2 separate regions of the Homo sapiens genome follow, and region 1 is linked to region 2. Evidence: chromatin contacts called from ENCODE Hi-C or POLR2A ChIA-PET data. All regions are on one chromosome and are shown on one strand. Each heading gives the region's core, a stretch centred on a gene start or an enhancer-like site at or near the end of the contact. The rest is flanking DNA. Distances are from core to core; before and after follow the strand shown.

Region 1 (7,161 bases), core at 1-2,500, 250 kb before region 2:
GTCCCTGTCTTTTCTTTCTGTAACACTGGGTTTCTGAGGTCCAGGGGCAGACTTTGACGAGACAAAGGCCATCTTCAGATAAAGTGAAGATTATCATGAGGCAATTTACTGAATTATTAACATGAATTTCAACATCTGTGTTGCTAATGTTTCTAGCCTTTAACAAATGATCCATTTAGGATATGGGCCAAAGAACATATGGCTAAGAATAAAGGCCATTTGAAACCGCACAGGGGTTAGCATCGTTGGGGGCTCAGCACACAGTGAAATTGACTGAGGCCAAATCACGAGCATGCTCAGTTGAGCAGCCCCTACTGCCACGCATGCGTACATGGGACCCACTCAGGGGCTCTGGAATCGTTCTGAGATGAAGCAGGGAGGTATTTAAATATTTCGTAAAAAATGTTTTATCATTTGAAATTTTCAAAAATGTGCAAAAGTACAGAAACTAGTATAATGAGCCCTCAAATATCTCACCCAGCTCAAACAAGTATCATGGCTAATCTTCAATAATTTTTTAAAAAATTTAAACAGGCATCCGTTTTGCTCCCAAAGGCAGGAAACCAGGGAACATTTTCATGACCCTCTGAGGGTTTGTGACCTGCTGTCTCTGGTTCACTGACCTTATTCAATCCTCTCTTTATACAAGGGAATGCTATGCTTCTCCCATTCTCTGGCTATTTCTCATGCTCGCACCAAATTAAGTGGACTCTGTCTATGATTTCAGCAACGGTGACATATAATCCCAGTGTTAAAGGACGGAATTTTCCAATGCAGAAGCAGCAGAAAGTGAACAGAGGAAACATTGCCATGAGCAAAGGCTCCTCAACACAGTATCTCCGACTGTGCTACAAAGCCACCCAGCGTGTGGATGAAAAGTGAAAAAAAAAAATCTGACAATTGAGTGATTGTTCTCTCTCTACAAGCAATCCTACTATTTCTAACCCCTCCATGGGCTGCACAGGCAGCATGCAGACATTGCCTAGGTCTTCCTACAGGGGCCGGCGAGCCCGTTGTTTTCCAACAGACCAAGATCCGACACCAGGATTGCAGTCATCAGAACCTTTCCCTCCCCACCCCCACCCCCGCCCCACACCAAAACGAAGAGGGAGTTGAGCAGGGCAGCTACTCACCTTGTCTCATTTGTTCACAAAGAATCCAAAGCCAGCAACATCGATCAGCTTCTTGCTTTTTGTCCAACTACTTGCCTACAACTCTAGAAAAACAACAGAGGTCTGCCAAGAATCTGCAGTCCCTTCAATCTCAAAATAATGACTAGCCTATCCAGTGTTTCCATCCAAGGAATTGTTGGTTGCTACACAAGAAAACCCTTTGGGTGGTAAGAGTCAGGAGTCCAAGAAAGGCATGTGGTTATTTTTGCCCCTTTCTGGACCCCGTCTGCACTTTGGAAAGAAAGGGAAATCTATTTTTGACATTGGCTATTCAGCTTTCAAATAACATTAGCCGTTAAAGCATATCTAATTTAAATGCTGATTCAAAGTTTTGCTTAACATTAAGACGACTTTTTGGTCTCCTGCTTCCTACTGCCTCAAGCAGAAACACGGCTTCCCATTCGCATTCTGTTTTCTTGGCAAATATGAGCTAAAGTTTTGGAATAGGTTAAGGAATTAATGCCTCCATTTTCATATGACAACTTGCATCTTTTTAAAAATAATAATATACCAGAGTGATGAAGTGGAAAGTTTCATTTTTTTCTTTCAGATTACAGCACTTCTAAGACTGGCCACCTCATTCAATACAATTTGTCATTAAAGAAGGAATTATGTGGTCACGAGATATGAGAGGAAAATGAAACACAGCGGGGTGGGGGGAGGGAGAGCATTAGGATAAATAGCTAATGCATGTGGGGCTTAATACTTAGGTGATGGGTTGATAGGTGCAATAAACCACCATGACACACATTTACCTATGTAACAAATCTGCAAGCCCTGTACTTAAAATTCAGTTAAATTAAATTTTAAAAAAAGAAAAAGAAAATGAAACACAATGGGGTCGGGGGAAAGAATGGAAAGGACATGGTAGTTTTGGAATATTACAGTGGGCACAGGCATTGTTACACATCAACCTTGAGACTAAAAAGGCAGGGAACGAACATGAAGTTCACTGGGACTTTGCAAAAACTAGTAAGTATTGTAGTGTCACTGACAACAACACATCTGCATCCAGCCTCCAGAGTGGCTTCCCCTCGCCGCTCCTTGCTTGAAGAGAAAGCCAAGAATTTGCATTTCATTGTTTTAAAGAGAAAAAACAAACAAACTATACTTCTAATAGCCATGAAAGCATTTGCAATCCAGAGTTCAGCTTGTCTTTTAGTTAAAAAAAAAAACAGAAAGCCGCACTACTTTACCAAAATGATTCCTAACATGAAAGGATGGAGTTGTTTTGCCTTTAACTCATTTCAAAGGCAAAGAAAATTGCTCTTCTTCAAAGCCTTTGGTTGGAATTGTTCATCCAAAACAAAATAAAATTAGAAAAACAAAGCAGCTCGCCCTGCCCTCATCCCTGCTTAGCAACCACCCACCTTCTCCCAGCTGGAGGCTTTGGTGGACGCTTGGTTGTGCCACTACCTGATCTTCTAGCTGTCGATAGACATTTCTTACCCCTGAGAGATACCCTGACCTATCATTGAGGCCCCGAAGGACTTTAAGTAGGTGTTTAACTGGTGGTGTTGAGTGACTGCATTTAAGAATTATAAGACTTTAGTTGTACTATAGAATTAATCTCTTTTTATGAAAATAAGAGAGATGGGAGTGAAAGATAATAAAAGCCACAGTGGATGGTTAAGTATCAAACTTCATTAGACATGGAAATAGTAATAAAAATATTAAACTACAAGGAAACTTGAGTTAGAATCTCCATAGGGGGACGAACTGTACTAGTATGCTTGGGTCTGCCCATTATAGGAGTTCAAGGCTCATATCCCGTGAAACCCCTCAGTTCTGGGCAAACCTAGGGACAGGTGATCGCCCTGCAGGCTGCCAGTGACTCTTAGAGACAAAAATCCAAGTGTTGACTTAGTTGGAAATCAGAAGGCTCATCACAAATGCTCATGTACATCCTGTACCCGTCCCACTGTGAGGCTCCATCTCAGCCTCCTGTTTATTTCCTTCCTTGCACTTAAAATAACATGAACATTGTTCTGTTTATTCCCTTATTGTCTGTTCTCCTTACTCAGTGTGAGCTCCATGTGGGCAGGGGAGTCAGCCTGTTTCCCACTGAAGCCCTAGAACATTCCCCAGCAGACAAAGGATGTTCACGAAACATGTCATAAGTGCAGAAGAACTCTCCCTCCCAAATTACTGAATTGGACAGAATTACTGTATTCCACAGATTTTAAGAGGCACAGTTTTTCACAGGCTAACATTGCTGAGATCCAGATACATCTTAATCAGGAGTATCTTTCAAAAGCCATCGGCCATGTGCATCCACCCAGCTGTAGCTGTTCACATTGTTATCACTTTGATTGAGATCTGTGCATTTGTTAGCTTAACCTCAGAGTTTAACTACTGTGTAGGAATCTCCCCAAAGAAATTTCACTACGATTCAGCACTGAAATAACAAGCTATTTTGTAGTCAGAAAGGTACAGAAACCAAGCAGTAGGATGCAAAGGTGGTATTAGTGAACGACATTTATCACAGAAAGAATGATCAGGAGTCCATATTTTCTTGCAAAGAAACAATCAAGTGCACCAGAAACCTCGCAAAGGAAGATACCCACCAGTCGGACAAGCTGTGTTACTTTCTATTGCCGAGTTACTTGTTTCATTGCCAAATCTCTAGAAGAGATGAAGATTAACTTAAAAGGAATCTGATGTCATTGATTCATATGTCATTCAGGACTGTCATTAAAGGCATCTGTCACAGTGTGTTGGCAGTGTTTTTCCTCTCCTATTGGTATATAAAATAATGGCTGGTCTTACTATCAAGCCATTGTAGACCGGACTTGATGAAATAAGATATCATAGGCTTTCTCAATCTTTTTTTCAGGTCTGTGAAACAGACTGCCCAGAGACCATCAAGGAGATTGCTGGCACATGGCAGGGTCAGTAGTGTAGCAACTCATTCGGTCTCTACAACTTTCCCAGAACCTTCTGGTGACAGTACTCTAAGGGCCCCTACTCCTGGTGAGGGATGAGACAAAGGGCCTCTGGCTCTAATACCAACTATAGTTTTCGAGTCCCTATACATTTCCCATGTTGCCCCCTCATGCCAAGTACTCTGTTGAGCTAGTCCAGTCCTGCCCCTCACCCTGGACTCCCTGCAATGCTGAGTGATGCCCATTTGCAAGGCCTCATTATTATCTCAGCACCGCCCAAGTCCTGTCATATGTTAGTGTCTGATAAATCTCAAACACTAATTCCAACATGTACGTCATTGGCAGTTATCCACCATTTTTGGTTGACAGTAGCTGCATAATTCTGGAGAAGGGATTCGTGTATCTAATTGTTTTGCTTCTACAGGACAGAAGCAGGAGAAATGCTCAGAAATGGTGCAGGTAGACTCACACAAGACAAAACCTGGTCAGTAGCCCAAACAGAAGCGTACAGTTAGGAGAGTCATTAGAGAGAGTGCAGCCCACAATTATCAACAATGATCACGTGTTCGGTTAAACAAAATGTGTCCATTTTTCTTAAAGTTTTTAGAGGCTCTCAATGCATTGTTGGATGTTGAAACCATTTCATAGTTTGTTCATTCATTTATTTTGTTCACCGAATAACTGAGTGCCCAATCTATGCCAGTTTACTCTGCTAGGCATGGGACATAGAAGAATGAACAAAAAAGATACAATTCCTACAAGGCATATAGCATAGAGCAGGCTTTTTACTTGGGACACATAGACCCTCCCTCCAAGTGGTTCATAATTAGAACGCAGAGGTCTAAGGAATTTAGATGGGAAGAAATTACAGCATTGTCTTCACTAAACTCTCACTCCTAGAAATCATTGATTTCTTCTCTGTCACGTGTTTCACCTTTTTGAGAGTAAAGTATATCATTCAGTATGTAGAACTTTTGAGATTGGCTCCTTTTACTCAGCATAATGTCTTTGAGATTCATCCAAGTTGTTGGGTGTGTCAATAGTTCATTCCTTTTTATTGCTAAATTGAGTAGTATTCCATTGTAGAAACGCACCACAGTTTATTTACCCATTGACCCACTGAAAGACATTGGGTTGTTTTCTCTTATTAGTGATAATGAATACAGCTGCTATAAACATTCATGCATAGGTCTTTGCATGAATACAAGTTTTCAGTTCACTTGGGATTGCTGAGTCATATGTCAATTGTGTGTGTAGCTTTATAAGAAACTGCAAAGTAGGGCCAGCCACAATAGCTCACACCTGTAATCCCAGCACTTTGGAAGACTGAGGCAGGAGGACAGCTTGAGGCCAGGAGTTCAAGACCAGCCCAGGCAACCTGGACCCTGTCTCTCCAAAAAATACTAAAAATTAGCCAAGCATGGTGGTGCCCACCTGTAGTCCTAGCTACTCAGAAGGCTGAAGCAGGACGATCCTAGAGTAGCTGTGCAATTTTGCATTCCCATTGGCAGTGTATGAGAGATCCAGTTGCTTTGCATGATTGTGAGCACTTAGTATTGTCAGTATTTTTTATTTTTGCCATTCAATAGGTGTGTCTCACTCCATAGGTTATATCTCATCAGAGTTTTAGCTGGCATTTCCCTAATAGTCAATATTATTGACTATCTCTTTGTATACTTATGTATTAATGGATATTTGCTAATATTTTGTTGAGAATTTTTGCATATATGTTCATGAGGGATAGTGTTTTGTACTTTTTGTACCATCTGTCTGGTTCCAGTACCAGGGTAATGTTGGCCTTATAAAATGAGTTGAGAAGTGCTCCCTCCTCTTCTATTTTCTGGAAGAGATTGTGTACAGTTCATTTTATGTCTAGAAAATATTTGGTAGAATTTATCATATTTCTTGTTTAAATATTTGGTAGCATATGCTATATGGTGTGTGCTAGAATCTTGGCCTGAAGAATCCTTTTATAGAAGGTTTTAAAATACAAGCTCAATTTTTAAAATACTAATAGTGCTATTCAAGTTATCTACATGTCATCTTGGGTGAATTTTGGTAATTTGTGTCTTTTGCAGAATTCATCCGTTTTATCTAAATGGTCAAATTTATGAGCAGGGTGTGTAGTGATAACCCTTTTTTCATTCCTGATATCAGTAATTCATGTTCTATCTTTCCCTCTGCCAGTCTCACCAGAGGTTTATTGAACTCCTCATTATTTTTCTGTATTGTTTTTGAAATTGTTTTCATTTTTTAAATTTATGTACTTATTTTTATTACTTCCTTCCTTTGCTTATTTTGAGTTTATTTTGCTCTTCTTTTTCTAATTTCTTGTGGAAGCAGCTTAGATTACTGGTTTGATACTCTTCTCTTTTCTAATACAAATTCATCGTAATGATGAAATTTCCATCTAACCACTGCTTTAACTGCATCCCACAAATTTTGATATATTTTTATATTCATTCAGTTCAAAATATTTTCTAACTTCCCTGAGACTTCCTCTTTGACCTACAGATTATGTACAAGTGTGTTGTTTAATTTCTAAGGGTTTGTAAATTTTCTTATCATTCTGTTTTTCATACTTTGTATGATTTTGATTCTTTAAATGTGTGACAAATTTGTTTTATATCCCCAGATATGGTCTATCTTGGTGAAAGTTCCATGTGAAATTGAGAAAAATGTGTATTCTGCTGTTACTGAGTGGAGTATTCTATGTCAGTTAGAAACAATTGTTTATCATTTAGTTCCATTTTCTATACTATACACTTGCTGACTTTCTGTTTACTAAGTTCCATTGATCACTGAGAGAGGAATGTTGAAGTTTCCAACTATAATTATGAATTTGTGTATTTCTTATCTCAGTTCTGTGAGTTTTTCCTTCATGTACCTTCAAGCTTTGCTGTTTGATACATACAGATTTAGGATTGTTGTGTCCTCTTGATGAAATGTATTAGGTATTGCCCCTTTTTATCCCTGGTAATTTTCTTTGCTCTGAAGTCCACTTTGTCTGATATTACTATAGACACTCTACCTTCATTCTCATTAATAATATACATCTTTTGAATATATATTGCTTTACTTTTAGCCCACTTATGTCATTATAC
Region 2 (6,713 bases), core at 7-2,506:
TTCTCCAGTCACCTCATCTACGCTTTTCCCAGCCTCTCCGTGGGGTCAGCAGTGACCACTTCCTTGTACCAAACTGCACTGCCCCAACAGAACACCAGCCTGATTTACCAGGATCCTCAAAGCAAGTGTTCCTTTCTGTGTGTTCTTTATGCATAAAAAGAAACAAAATGATTCCTCTGTCACCAAACTTTGCCAATGGTTTTTGGGGTGGTGCATCCCACTGTGGGGTCCAGGAAGATCATATTCTCTCTGGAGCATTTCAAAATCGGACTCCGCCACTCGCTGTCCCACGTTCTGGGAGCACTTCCCCACATCTGAATGTGTTTCCTTGCCCCAACTTTTACTTTCACTTTTGCTCCAGCTAAATAATTATATAAAGAAAAAAATGTAGAATTTATCTTTCTTTTTTTTCTTTTTTTTTTTTTTACCATGTAATTTCCTTTTTCGTGGTGAACTCCTACAAAGCCTCGGCCGTTCTCACATTTTTGTTTGAACCAAACATAAACGCTCTTTTTTATAAAATAAATCTTGCTCTGTGCTTGCTTGCCAATGTGCCCTGATTGCTGATTGTTCTAAAATCACTAGTCTGTCTTCCCTTGTAAACCCCCTGATGAAGACACCCAGTTGTGACTCACCTAGCTGTGGTCCCCTGCAACCAGGTGCCTCCAAAATGGGGCTGGCGTTGACAATAACCATTTCCCAGCTTTTAGAAAGAGGTGACAGAGCTCTGTTGTAGTGTCTGAGCCACAACTCAAGAAGGTAATGAGAATAAGGAGCCAAGATGGCCGAATAGGAACAGCTCTGGTCTACAGCTCCCAGCGTGAGCGACGCAGAAGACGGTGATTTCTGCATTTCCATCTGAGGTACCGGGTTCATCTCTCTAGGGAGTGCCAGACAGTGGGCGCAGGTCAGTGGGTGCGCGCACCGTGCGCGAGCCGAAGCAGGGCGAGGCATTGCCTCACTTGGGAAGCGCAAGGGGTCAGGGAGTTCCCTTTCCGAGTCAAAGAAAGGGGTGACGGACGCACCTGGAAAATCGGGTCACTCCCACCCGAATACTGCGCTTTTCCGACGGGCTTAAAAAACGGCGCACCACGAGACTATATCCCACACCTGGCTCGGAGGGTCCTACGCCCACGGAGTCTCGCTGATTGCTAGCACAGCAGTCTGAGATCAAACTGCAAGGCAGCAGCGAGGCTGGGGGAGGGGAGCCCGCCATTGCCCAGGCTTGATTAGGTAAACAAAGCAGCCGGGAAGCTGGAACTGGGTGGAGCCCACCACAGCTCAAGGAGGCCTGCCTGCCTCTGTAGGCTCCACCTCTGGGGGCAGGGCACAGACAAACAAAAAGACAGCAGTAACCTCTGCAGACTTAAATGTCCCTGTCTGACAGCTTTGAAGAGAGCAGTGGTTCTCCCAGCACGCAGCTGCAGATCTGAGAACGGGCAGACTGCCTCCTCAAGTGGGTCCCTGACCCCTGACCCCCGAGCAGCCTAACTGGGAGGCACCCCCCAGCAGGGGCACACTGACACCTCACACGGCAGGGTATTCCAACAGACCTGCAGCTGAGGGTCCTGTCTGTTAGAAGGAAAACTAATAAACAGAAAGGACATCCACACCAAAATCCCATCTGTACATCACCATCATCAAAGACCAAAAGTAGATAAAACCACAAAGATGGGGAAAAAACAGAACAGAAAAACTGGAAGCTCTAAAATGCAGAGCGCCTCTCCTCCTCCAAAGGAACGCAGTTCCTCACCAGCAACGGAACAAAGCTGGATGGAGAATGACTTTGACGAGCTGAGAGAAGAAGGCTTCAGACGATCAAATTACTCTGAGCTACGGGAGGACATTCAAACCAAAGGTAAAGAAGTTGAAAACTTTGAAAAAAATTTAGAAGAATATATAACTAGAATAACCAATGCAGAGAAGTGCTTAAAGGAGCTGATGGAGCTGAAAACCAAGGCTCGAGAACTACGTGAAGAATGCAGAAGCCTCAGGAGCCGATGGGATCAACTGGAAGAAAGGGTATCAGTGATGGAAGATGAAATGAATGAAATGAAGCGAGAAGGGAAGTTTAGAGAAAAAAGAATAAAAAGAAATGAGCAAAGCCTCCAAGAAATTTGGGACTATGTGAAAAGACCAAATCTACGTCTGATTGGTGTACCTGAAAGTGATGGGGAGAATGGAACCAAGTTGGAAAATACTCTGCAGGATATTATCCAGGAGAACTTCCCCAATCTAGCAAGGCAGGCCAACGTTCAGATTCAGGAAATACAGAGAACGCCACAAAGATACTCCTCGAGAAGAGCAACTCCAAGACACATAATTGTCAGATTCACCAAAGTTGAAATGAAGGAAAAAATGTTAAGGGCAGCCAGAGAGAAAGGTCGGGTTACCCTCAAAGGGAAGCCCATCAGACTAACAGCGGATCTCTTGGCAGAAACCCTACAAGCCAGAAGAGAGTGGGGGCCGATATTCAACATTCTTAAAGAAAAGAATTTTCAACCCAGAATTTCATATCCAGCCAAACTAAGCTTCATAAGCGAAGGAGAAATAAAATACTTTACAGACAAGCAAATGCTGAGCGATTTTGTCACCACCAGGCCTGCCCTAAAAGAGCTCCTGAAGGAAGCGCTAAACATGGAAAGGAACAACCGGTACCAGCCGCTGCAAAATCATGCCAAAATGTAAAGACCATCGCGACTAGGAAGAAACTGCATCAACTAACAAGCAAAATAATCAGCTAACATCATAATGACAGGATCAAATTCACACATAACAATATTAACTTTAAATGTAAATGGACTAAATGCTCCAATTAAAAGACACAGACTGGCAAATTGGATAAAGAGTCAAGACCCATCAGTGTGCTATATTCAGGAAACCCATCTCACATACAGAGACACACATAGGCTCAAAATAAAAGGATGGAGGAAGATCTACCAAGCAAATGGAAAACAAAAAAAGGCAGGGGTTGCAATCCTAGTCTCTGATAAAACAGACTTTAAACCAACAAAGATCAAAAGAGACAAAGAAGGCCATTACATAATGGTAAAGGGATCAATTCAACAAGAAGAGCTAACTATCCTACATATATATGCACCCAATACAGGAGCACCCAGATTCATAAAGCAAGTCCTGAGTGACCTACAAAGAGACTTAGACTCCCACACATTAATAATGGGAGATTTTAACACCCCATTGTCAACATTAGACAGATCAACGAGACAGAAAGTCAACAAGGATACCCAGGAATTGAACTCAGCTCTGCACCGAGCAGACCTAATAGACATCTACAGAACTCTCCACCCCAAATCAACAGAATATACATTTTTTTCAGCACCACACCACACCTATTCCAAAATTGACCACATACTTGGAAGTAAAGCTCTCCTCAGCAAATGTAAAAGAAGAGAAATTATAACAAACTATCTCTCAGACCACAGTGCAATCAAACTAGAACTCAGGATTAAGAATCTCACTCAAAACCGCTCAACTGCATGGAAACTGAACAACCTGCTCCTGAATGACTACTGGGTACATAACAAAATGAAGGCAGAAATAAAGATGTTCTTTGAAACCAATGAGAACAAAGGCACAACATACCAGAATCTCTGGGACGCATTCAAAGCAGTGTGTAGAGGGAAATTTATAGCACTAAATGCCCACAAGAGAAAGCAGGAAAGATCCAAAATTGACACTCTAACATCACAATTAAAAGAACTAGAAAAGCAAGAGCAAACACATTCAAAAGCTAGCAGAAGGCAAGAAATAACTAAGATCAGAGCAGAACTGACCTTCAAAAAATTAATGAATCCAGGAGCTGGTTTTTTGAAAGGATCAACAAAATTGATAGACCACTAGCAAGACTAATAAAGAAAAAAAGAGAGAAGAATCTAATAGACGCAATAAAAAATGATAAAGGGGATATCACCACCGATCCCACAGAAATACAAACTACCATCAGAGAATACTACAAACACCTCTATGCAAATAAACTAGAAAATCTAGAGGAAATGGATAAATTCCTCGACACATACACTCTCCCAAGACTAAACCAGGAAGAAGTTGAATCTCTGAATAGACCAATAACAGGCTCTGAAATTGTGGCAATAATCAATAGCTTACCAACCAAAAAGAGTCCAGGACCAGATGGATTCACAGCTGAATTCTACCAGAGGTACAAGGAGGAACTGGTACCATTCCTTCTGAAACTATTCCAATCAATAGAAAAAGAGGGAATCCTCCCTAACTCATTTTATGAGGCCAGCATCATTCTGATACCAAAGCCAGGCAGAGACACAACAAAAAAAGAATTTTAGACCAATATCCTTGATGAACATTGATGCAAAAATCCTCAATAAAATACTGGCAAACGGAATCCAGCAGCACATCAAAAAGCTTATCCACCATGATCAAGTGGGCTTCATCCCTGGGATGCAAGGCTGCTTCAATATACGCAAATCAATAAATCTAATCCAGCATATAAACAGAGCCAAAGACAAAAACCACATGATTATCTCAATAGATGCAGAAAAAGCCTTTGACAAAATTCAACAACCCTTCATGCTAAAAACTCTCAATAAATTAGGTATTGATGGGATGTATTTCAAAATAATAAGAGCTATCTATGACAAACCCACAGCCAATATCATACTGAATGGGCAAAAACTGGAAGCATTCCCTTTGAAAACTGGCACAAGACAGGGATGGCCTCTCTCACCACTCCTATTCAACATAGTGTTGGAAGTTCTGGCCAGGGCAATTAGGCAGGAGAAGGAAATAAAGGGTATTCAATTAGGAAAAGAGGAAGTCAAATTGTCCCTGTTTGCAGACGACATAATTGTATATCTAGAAAACCCCATTGTCTCAGCCCAAAATCTCCTTAAGCTGATAAGCAACTTCAGCAAAGTCTCAGGATACAAAATCAATGTACAAAAATCACAAGCATTCTTATACACCAACAACAGACAAACAGAGAGCCAAATCGTGAGTGAACTCCCATTCACAATTGCTTCAAAGAGAATAAAATACCTAGGAATCCAACTTACAAGGGATGTGAAGGACCTCTTCAAGGAGAACTACAAACCACTGCTCAAGGAAATAAAAGAGGATACAAACAAATGGAAGAACATTCCATGCTCATGGGTAGGAAGAATCAATATCGTGAAAATGGCCATACTGCCCAAGGTAATTTACAGATTCAATGCCATCCCCATCAAGCTACCAATGCCTTTCTTCACAGAATTGGAAAAAACTACTTTAAAGTTCATATGGAACCAAAAAAGAGCCCGCATCGCCAAGTCAATCCTAAGCCAAAAGGACAAAGCTGGAGGCATCACACTACCTGACTTCAAACTATACTACAAGGCTACAGTAACCAAAACAGCATGGTACTGGTACCAAAACAGAGATATAGATCAATGGAACAGAACAGAGCCCTCAGAAATAACGCCGCATATCTACAACTATCTGATCTTTGACCAACCTGAGAAAAACAAGCAATGGGGAAAGGATTCCCTATTTAATAAATGGTGCTGGGAAAACTGGCTAGCCATATGTAGAAAGCTGAAACTGGATCCCTTCCTTACACCTTATACAAAACTCAATTCAAGATGGATTAAAGACTTAAACGTTAGACCTAAAACCATAAAAACCCTAGAAGAAAACCTAGGCATTACCATTCAGGACATAGGCATGGGCAAGGACTTCATGTGTAAAACACCAAAAGCAATGGCAACAAAAGCCAAAATTGACAAATGGGATCTAATTAAACTAAAGAGCTTCTGCACAGCAAAAGAAACTACCATCAGAGTGAACAGGCAACCTGCAAAATTGGAGAAAATTTTCGCAACCTACTCATCTGACAAAGGGCTAATATCCAGAATCTACAATGAACTCAAACAAATGTACAAGAAAAAACAAACAACCCCATCAAAAAGTGGGCGAAGGACATGAACAGACACTTCTCAAAAGAAGACATTTATGCAGCCAAAAGACACATGAAAAAATGCTCATCATCACTGGCCATCAGAGAAATGCAAATCAAAACCACAATGACATACCATCTCACACCAGTTAGAATGGCAATCATTAAAAAGTCAGGAAACAACAGGTGCTGGAGAGGATGTGGAGAAATAGGAACACTTTTACACTGTTGGTGGGACTGTAAACTAGTTCAACCATTGTGGAAGTCAGTGTGGAGATTCCTCAGGGATCTAGAACTGGAAATACCATTTGACCCAGCCATCCCATTACTGGGTATATACCCAAAGGACTATAAATCATGCTGCTATAAAGACACATGCACACGTATGTTTATTGCGGCATTATTCACAATAGCAAAGACTTGGAACCAACCCAAATGTCCAACAATGATAGACTGGATTAAGAAAACGTGGCACATATACACCATGGAATACTATGCAGCCATAAAAAATGATGAGTTCATGTCCTTTGTAGGGACATGGATGAAATTGGAAAACATCATTCTCAGTAAACTATCGCAAGAACAAAAAACCAAACACTGCATATTCTCACTCATAGGTGGGAATTGAACAATGAGAACACATGGACACAGGAAGGGGAATATCACACTGGGGACTGCTGTGGGGTGGGGGGAGGGGGGGAGGGATAGCATTGGGAGATATACCTAATGCTAGATGACGAGTTAGTGGGTGCAGTGTACCAGCATGGCACATGTATACATATGTAAC

What was found. A loop is a pair of places that touch in the nucleus more often than their neighbours do. ChIA-PET counts read pairs that join two places held with the same protein, here RNA polymerase II (POLR2A).
Region 1: POLR2A ChIA-PET joins it to region 2 with 16 read pairs in activated CD4-positive, alpha-beta T cell. The contact joins the promoter of LINC00310 here to the promoter of LINC00649 in region 2. A Hi-C loop is called at or near these places in 1 of 168 maps with a recorded cell type or tissue (Right ventricle myocardium superior). POLR2A ChIA-PET finds 5 or more read pairs at or near these places in 5 of 52 experiments (Caco-2, OCI-LY7, T-cell and 2 more).

The regions. Positions count from the first base shown.
Region 1 is chr21:34,174,766-34,181,926 of GRCh38, reverse strand. It overlaps LINC00310 (long intergenic non-protein coding RNA 310), which reads right to left and starts at 1,250. Exons shown (of 2, transcript NR_027266.1): 1 at 1,134-1,250. RefSeq lists an enhancer at 1,853-2,730.
Region 2 is chr21:33,925,665-33,932,377 of GRCh38, reverse strand. LINC00649 (long intergenic non-protein coding RNA 649) reads right to left here and starts at 1,256. Exons shown (of 3, transcript NR_038883.2): 1 at 636-1,256. RefSeq lists an enhancer at 962-1,603.